2 separate regions of the Homo sapiens genome follow, and region 1 is linked to region 2. A link is a loop called in an ENCODE intact Hi-C map of the cell type or tissue named here. Cell type or tissue: heart right ventricle. All regions are shown on one strand. Each heading gives the region's core, and the rest is flanking DNA. Links, peaks and the distances in the headings are about the cores only. Region 1 has its middle 88 kb from the start of LIMCH1. Region 2 has its middle 34 kb from the start of UCHL1.

The links. Peaks named below come from ENCODE experiments on the same cell type or tissue, not always from the same donor. Only the 100,000 strongest peaks of a DNase experiment are listed, where the experiment ranks them.
Region 1: a loop joins it to region 2, with 2.2 times the contacts of the local background. A loop is called at or near these places in 1 of 110 quality-filtered maps.

What each region holds. Positions count from the first base shown.
Region 1 is chr4:41,447,558-41,451,955 of GRCh38, forward strand. It overlaps a transcript of LIMCH1 not described here. Among named protein-coding and RNA genes, the nearest start is that of LIMCH1, 88 kb to the right of the region's middle. In heart right ventricle, for the core only: no CTCF peak of the experiment used is centred there; a DNase peak (open chromatin) is centred at 1,619; H3K27ac peaks cover 539 bases.
Region 2 is chr4:41,288,994-41,293,391 of GRCh38, forward strand. No RefSeq gene overlaps it. Among named protein-coding and RNA genes, the nearest start is that of UCHL1, 34 kb to the left of the region's middle. In heart right ventricle, for the core only: no CTCF peak of the experiment used is centred there; a DNase peak (open chromatin) is centred at 1,707; H3K27ac peaks cover 1,654 bases.

The DNA.
Region 1 (4,398 bases), core at 112-4,111, 160 kb after region 2:
TCTGTTTTTCGTAATACAGAACATATGTTAATCGTCACATCTTTTATTAAACTGAAGGAAAATTCTTGTTGAGTAGATTAATTCTGGATCCTGAAAATGCGGGACCATGGAGACGAGAATATCGAGACAAATGTCTGTCTGTCTTACCAACTTACCTCTAGAACAGTGATTTTCACACTGCTGGATGTGACCTTCACGAGGGTAATGAAATCAAGCTAGTGGGTTGGGAGTAGCATTTTTTTTTCGTTTTTGAGACAGGGTCTCCCTCTGTCTCCCAGTCTGGAGTGCAGTGGCGCGATTTCCGCTGACTGCAACCTCTGCCTCCTGGGTTCAAGTGATTCTCCTGCATCAGCCTGCCTAGTAGCTGGGATTACAGGCATGCACCACCACGCCTGGCTAATTTTTGTGTTTTTAGTAGAAACATGGTTTTGCCATGTTGGCCAGGCTGGTCTCAAACTCCTGACCTCAGGTGATCTGCCTGCCTTGGCCTCCCAAAGTGCTGGGATTATAGGAGTGAGCCACCATGCCCAGCCTGGGAGTAACACTTTAAAAAAATGAAATGGAGTAGAAAATGCAGAGTAGAATGTAGGAGCTTTTGGGAGCTTTTGCATTATTGCTCTCTCTTGTGTGTCTACACAGAGGTGTCTGCAGTCATGATGTAGGAGGTAACTTTCCTGTATTTCTCCTAGAGCTTCAGCTTTAGGTTCGCTTTAGGTTGGTGGGACCAGCAAAATCCCACCCCAAATTGGAGAGGTCTGGCTGACTGGTTGAGGCTAGGGTGATGTCTGATTGAGAAGGCTCGAAGACTCAACCACAGCTTTTGAGTCTCTGATTCTGCAGTTACATTATACCTGCAGGTTCAGGGCCTGAGCTTGTCTGTTTCCTCACAGATATTTATCACAGTGCTCTCTCCTTGGCCTGCACTGACCCAAGAATCAGAAGCAGTATGTCAGTGCGTAAGGAAGCACAATTCATTAATTTTTTTTTTTTAAAGATTTTTTTGGTAACAGTTTTATTGAGAAATAATTCATATAACACACATTTTATCAATTTAAAATATGCAAATCATGCTTTTCAGTATATTCACAGAGCTGTGCAAGCATCACCCATATCAATTTTGGATTATTTTTATGACTTTGAAAGGAGACCTTGTACCCTTTAGTTATCATTTCCCAACCTTTCCTTTCTTGGGCTGAGGCTGTAGCGTCAGCGGACACCTCGAGAGAAAAGATGAACTTTGGCATCTGTAGGCTGATACGGTGGTCTCCAAACTTTCTTTATTTATTAAATATTCAGTAAAAAAGCTTTTGAGCATGTACCCCCAATTTACGTAGATGGAAATACATTTGTTGACTTCTATTTCAGGCTTTAAAAAAAGAAAATAAAACATTTGTAAATGATGTATGCCACTGTACTGATACAGTATTACATTATCAAACACACACAGAGTTCAGCACTTAGTAAAAAAAAAAAGCTGGTATTTTCTCCACACGCCCCTGTGACTCAGCCTCTGTGGGCCTCCCTCCCGTTTTGATGGCCTTCAGTTAGCGTATACAGGCCCAGTTTGGTCTGGGCTCAGCTGACCCCTGGACCTCTCTCTCTCATCCCCTGGCACCCTTCCAACCCACTCCTTGCTCTCTGGCCTTGCAGAACTCCAGGCAGTGCTCCCAGATGCTGGCTTTTCTCTCCCGATGACACCCCACTATCTTGACTTTCCCTCCACGTGGAATGTTCTCCCTGTCCCCGTCTTTCTGGCGAACTTGGTCTAATTCACACAGCATATGCCCAGGTTTACCTCTTCTGCTAGTTTTCCTTACTCTCTGAAGCCCAGCTAGATGGGCCTACCTCCTTTTCCCCTTAACAGCTATACCTGTTTATTGTAACAATATATTTATTTGTTTGTTTCCCATTTTAGGCCCCAGGGATTGGACTTGTACCTTGCTTACATTTTCTCCCCACCTTCTCTCTCTCTTACTTTCTTATTACAGCAGTGTTGATAAGTATATTCTCCCTTATACATGAATCTTTGCACTTTCCCGCATGTCTTCCTAGGGATAGATTCCTAGAATGTCGATGCCACTTTTTGGTCATAGTTAAAAAAATCCAGAAAAATGGATTGAGACCAGATTGTGAAGTAACTTGAACCTCAGATCTCCAAACATTAAAGCTTATTGATTGGGCACTAATCATATGAGTTTGCTAGAGCTGCTGTAACAAACTACCACCAAGTGGGTGGCTGGAACAACAGGATTTATCATCTCAGCAGTTCTGGAGGCTGGAAGTCCAAAAGCAGAGTGTTGGCAGGGTTGATGTCTTCTGAGGGCTGTGGGGAAGGATCTGTGCCAGGCTTCTTGGCCTTCTTCAGGTTCACCTGACATTCTCCCCATATGCCTGCCTGTGTACCCAGATTCCCCCTTTATGATGGCACCAGTCACATTGGATTAGAGGCCCACCTTATTCCAGTGTGACCTCATTGTAGCTTAACAAATTACATCTGTAATGACCCCATTTCCAGATAAGGTCACATTCTGAAGGTACTGGGGGTTACGACTTCATATGAGTTTGCAGAGTGGCGCACAATTCAGTCCATAACATTTGATTGACACACAATTAAAGTTATATATTATTAGGGAGATTTGATACACTTATAATGTCAAATCTTCCTAGTTAGGAACAAGATATATTTCTCTTTTTATTTAAGATTTATTTATATTTATTTCATCAAGTCAATTTTATAGATTTATTGGGTTTGGGGCCTTAGAAAGTTAGAATATTTGTAAAATGGGATCAGACCTGGAAGAATATGGGTAAATCACATTAGGGAAGGTAAGAGAATGGAGTGGGGTCACTGGCATATAGTTGGCACTTCATGAGCGTCTGTGGAGTAAATTTGCTGCATGAGTAGAGGGAATCAAAGTTAAAGAACATTTAATTTAGCAACGTAAAAGTTGTAGGGGATGATGGCCAGGTGTGGTGGCTCACACCTGTAATCCCAGCACTTTGGGAGGCTGAGGCGGGCGGATCACTTGAGGTCAGGAGTTCGCCTGGTCAATGTGGTGAAATCCCGTCTCTACTGAAAATACAAAAATTAGCTGGGCATGGTGGCGAGCAACTGTAGTCCCAGCTACTCAGGAGGCTGAGGCAGGAGAATTGTTTGAACCCGGTAGGCAGAGGTTGCAGTGAGCTGAGATCACACCACTTCACTCTAACCTGGGCCATAGAGCAAGACTCTCTCTCTCTCAAAAAAAAAAAAAAAAAAAAAAAAAGTTGTAGGGGATGTTGCTGTACAGTTTGGGTACTTACATACTTGAATTTGTCTAAGATTGTCCTTTATCAGGACAGATTGAGTTCTCAATTTGATAATTCCCTTTGTGTATATGGGTCATCATAGAGGAAGTGTAGAAGCTGAAATACTATTATGAGAAAAGACTGCATAAAATAAACTCATTACCACCAAGGTCTCCTTTTCCTTCTTTAGTCTTTAGAAATACAGATGATTGAAAATTTACATTACATGGAAAAAATAAGAAACACCCTAAAAGGGTAATTATTTTATTTTTATTTATTTATTTTTTGAGATGGAGTTTCACTCTTGGTGCCCAGGCTGGAGTGCAATGGCACGATCTTGGCTCACCGCAACCTCCGCCTCCCGGGTTCAAGCTATTCTCCTGCCTCAGCCTCCCGAGTAGCTGAGATTACAGGGATGTGCCACCACGCCTGGCTAATTTTTTTTTTTTTTTGTATTTTTGGTAGAGACAGGTTTTCTCCATGTTGGTCAGGCTGATCTCAAACTCCTGACCTCAGGTAATCTGCCTGCCTCGGCCTCCCAAAGTGCTGGGATTACAGGCATGAGCCACCGTGCCCGGCCCGAAAGGGTAATTATTTTAAAACACTTTTATTTTTATGGTCGAAAGAAGGCTCACAGATCCCCCGTCCTGCTATATTCTGTTGCATTTCCAACTCTTGAGAGTCTTTCCCACCCCCGGGACCTCTCCTCTCTCCCTTCTCCCCCATGGAGTGCTGGTTCAGGAATATTTGAGGATTGGCCTATTGTGCAAACACTCAACATTGCGTCTTTCATCTCAAATCCTACAGCTGAAAGCAGAAACATTTTAAATTTGAAAGAATGGGAAACCTTTGCAATTCACAGATTTGCAGTTCCTGGTTTCAAACACTTGCCTTGATGTTTGTTACTTTAGTTCTCAGTTAAAACCTCTACCTTCGGGGTAGCACTGTATGTTCAATTATTGCATTCTTTCCTTTCCTTTCGTCTTTTTTATTCTGCACAAAATTTCATCCCTTTAGCTAAGCTCCCACCTGCCCCATCTTCTTACCTTTTTTCCAGATGTCTCCATGCTGGGAAGCCTCTGCCAGTTGGACTTGTTTCTCAGGGGAGGC
Region 2 (4,398 bases), core at 93-4,092:
CCTGATCCCACTGCCAGCCCCAGACAACCACTGATCTGCTTTCTATCTCTGTAAATATGCCTTTTCTGGACATTTCATATAAATGGAATTATACAAATAGAATCTTTTGTATTTGGCTTCTTTCACTTAGCACAAGTTCATTTGTGCTGTAGCATGTGTCTTAGTTCTTTCTTTTTTGCTGCTGAATAGTATTCCGTTGCATAAAAATACCATATCCTATTTACCCATTCATCAGTTCATGGACATCTGGGTTGTTTCCAGTTTTGAGCTATCGTGAATAATACTGCTCTGAACATTCATATGCATGTATTTATGTGGATCAGTTTTAATTTCACTAGGGTAAATTCCTAAGGGCGAGTTACTGACATTCTAGTTTCTGTCTCACTGACTCCTTATATAAGAACTTAGGATGCATAGAGCAAAGTCTGGTGTTCTGATGGTGTCCACCTAGGCAGGTGGCCTATGTAGAGGATGGCCCTCCTCCTCCACCACTACCTGGTAGTGTCAGTGGAGAAGGGAGCGGAAAAGATGGCTATCAGTGGTTACTGGCTGAGCTGCCATACGTGGCAGTGGCCCTACTCAGGCATGAGAGTCCCTAAAGCTGAATTCCCTGATGGCCCCTATGGATTCTCAAGGAACATATTTCAAGACTTGGTTTTTAGGCCAGGTGCAATGGCTCACACCTGTAATCCCAGCACTTTGGGAGGCCAAGGTGGGTGGATCACCTGAGGTTGGGATATCGAGACCAGTCTGGCCAACATGGTGAAACCCCACCTCTAATAAAAATACAAAAATTAGCTGGGTGTGGTGGTGCACACCTGTAACCCCAGCAACTTGGGAAGCTAAGGCATGAGAATCACTTGAATCCAGAGGTGGAGGTTGGAGTGAGCCGAGATCACACCACTGCACTCCAGCCTGGGTGATAGAGTAAGACTCTGTCTCAAAAAAAAAAAAAAAAAAAAAGACGAGATTTATAAATATATATATTAAAAATTCTATATATTTTATTAAACAATTTTTAAATATATATTTTTTTGAGGCAGGGTCTTGCTCTGTTGCCCAGGCTGAAGTGCAGTGGCACAAATGCTGCTCACCATAGTTTCAATTTCCTAGGCTCAAGCAATCCTCCCACCTCAGCCTAAGTAGCTGGGACCACAGGTGTGCACCACCATGCCTGGCTGATGTTTGCATTTTTTGTAAAGACAGGGTCTTGCTATGTTGTCCTGGCTGGTCTTGAACTCCTGGCTCAAGCAATCCTCCCACCTTGGCCTCCCAAAGTGCTGGGATTACAGGCATGAACCCCGTCTGGTCTATTAATATGTTTAAATGTCTTCTATTACTATTTTAAATTTACTATGGCAGGCAGTATATGTTATTAAGAACTTCTGATTTGGAAGACTTGGACTTGAATCTTGATTCTATCACTAACTATATATATTTCCTTCAGCAAAGAGCTTAACTTCTCAGGATCGTCACCAAAACAGGGGGAAGGGCCATCCTGTGGCTTAAAAAGGAGATAATTTTTTTTTCATAGAAAGGTGAGAAAAATGAAATCTATTGGGCGAAAAGGAACAAAAGGGAAACAGGGACTCTCAGCAAGGCAAGAGTCTTGCTTTCAGTTTCCTGCCTCACAGCTTGAGTCCCAGGTACCACCCAGGAAGAGGAGAGGCCAGGCACCTCCCTGCTGCAGAATGGCAGGAACTTCCCGAGGCTCCACCCTGTTCTCCCAGTACGCAGCCTGGTCAGAGCCTCTCCAGGGACCCTTTTATATTTGGCTGTCTCAGTTTCATCACCTGTAAAGGGTGGATAAAACTATTTGTTCCTTCTAGCTCACGTTGAAATTAGATTACAGATGGAAAAGTATTCTGGAAAATTTCCAAGTGTTTTGGAAGTGGGAATTCTCCTCGTTCTGTGCTTCCGATCTTGGGAAATGCCACCACTCACCTCCCAAGACTTGAAACTTGGACTCTCTTCTCTCATCTCCATACCCCATCTTAATTATTTTCCTCCCAAATATACTTAAAGTGTGTCTCTTCCTCCCATCTCCACTGATACTTCCTCAGGTCAGACTCTTGGCATTTCTTACCTAGATTATTGCAACAACCTTTTTTTCTCATTTTTAAATATTATTAAAAATTTTTAAATTGTAATAAAATATATACAACATAAAATTTGCCATCTTCCCCATTTTAAGTGTACAGTTCGGTGGCATTAAATAAATTCACATCATTGTACAGCCATCACCACTGTTCATCTCCAAAACTCTTATCAGCTTGCAAAACTGAAATTCTGTACCCATTAGACACTAACGCCCAATTCCCTTCCCTCCCCCAGTCCTTGGCAACCACTATTCTACCTTCTGTCTCTATGAATTTGATCACTCTAGGTACATCATACAAGTAGGATCATACAGTATTTATCCTTTTGTGACTGGCTTGTTTAACTTAGCACAATGTTCTAAGGCTTCACCCATGTTGTAGCATGTGTCAGAATTTCCTTTCTTTTTATTTATTTATTTATATATTTATGTTTATTTATTTATTTTTTTGAAATGGAGTCTCGCTCTGTTGCCCAGGCTGGAGTGCAGTGGCGTGATCTCCACTTGCTGCAACCTCCACCTCCCAGGCTCAAGTGATTCTCCTGCCTCAGCCTCTCGAGTAGCTGGGACTATAGGCGCACGCCACCATGCCCGGCTAATTTTTGTGTTTTTAGTAGAGATGGGTTTCACCATATTGGCCAGGCTGGTCTCAAACTCCTGACCTCGTGATTTGCCTGCCTCGGCCTCCCAAAGTGCTGGGATTACAGGTGTGAGCTACCGTGCCCGGCCCAGAATTTCCTTTCTTTTTAAAGTTGAAACAATATTCCATTGCATGCACAGACTATACCACATTTTGTTTATCCATTCATCTGCTGATGGACATTTGGGTTATTACCAACTTTTGATGCTTGTGAATAATGCTGCTATGAATATGGGTATACAAATATTAATACCTCTTTGAGATCCTGTTTTTAAATTCCTTATGCCCATAAGTGGAATTCCTGGATATTTGGAAGTTCTATTTTTAATTAGAAAAATAGTTTTTGAGGAACTGTCATATAGTATGTTTCCCATAGCAACTGCACCATTTTACATTTCCACTGGCAATGCATAAGGATTCCAATTTCTCCACATTCTCACCAACACTTATCTTCTGTTTTTTTTTTTTTGAAAAATGTTAAAGTAATCATCCTAGTGGGTATGGAGGTGCTATCTCATTGTGGTTTTGATTTGCGTTTTCCTAATGATTAGTGATATTGAGCATCTTTATATGTCATACATAAAAAGAATGAAAAGGTAACCTATACAATGAGAGAAAATATTTGCAAATCATATGTCTGATAAAGGGTTAAAATATATAGGGTTAATTCACTCATCTATAAAGGGTTAATTCACTCATATAGATGTCTTTTCTTTTCTTTTCTTTTCTTTTTTTTTTTTTTTTTTTTTGAGACGGAGTCTTGCTCTGTCACCCAGGCTGAAGTGCAGTGGTGCGATCTCGGCTCACTGCAAGCTCCACTTCCTGGGTTCATGCCATTCTCCTTCCTTAGCCTCCTGAGTAGCTAGGACTACAGGTGCCCACCACAACTCCCGGCTAATTTTGTTTTTGTATTTTTAGTAGAGACAGGGTTTCACCATGTTAGCCAGGATGGTCTCGATCTCCTGACCTCATGATCCTCCCACCTCGGCCTCCCAAAGTGCTGGGATTACAGGCATGAGCCACTGTGCCTGGCCTATAGATGTCTTTTCTAAAAAAAGAAAGATAAAGGGTTAATTCACTCATATAGATGTCTTTTCTAAGAAAGAAAGAGAGAGAGAAAGAGAAAGAAAAGAAAGAAAGAAAGAAAGAAAGAAAGAAAGAAAGAAAGAAAGAAAGAAAGAAAGAAAAGAAAAGAAAAGAAAAGAAAAGAGAAAAGAAAAGAGGGAGAGAAGGAGGGAGGAAAGAAAAGAAAAGAAACCAGAATGCCAGAATGGCATAGAGCCATGTGAGGTTGCACTTAATGGACTGCAGAGTAGCAGCACGAGAGTCCCCCATGGGATGCATTAACAAGGCTTTCTGGAGGGCAGGAATCCTGAGTGGTCCCAAACTTGACTGTACATTGTAATCAACTGGAATGCCTTAAGGAGTCCCAATGTGTGGGTTCCACCACAGGGATTCTCATTTATTCAGTTGGGGTACAGCCTGGGCATCTGTATGTTTTAGAAGTTCCCAGATGAGAGATGAAAGTGTTCTGGAACTAGACAGTGGTGATGGCTGTATATTCTGAACGTATTAGAACAGATTATATGTCACTAATGGTAAATGCTATGTTTGTGTATTTTACCACACACACAAAAGTTCCCTGATGATGCTATGGGCA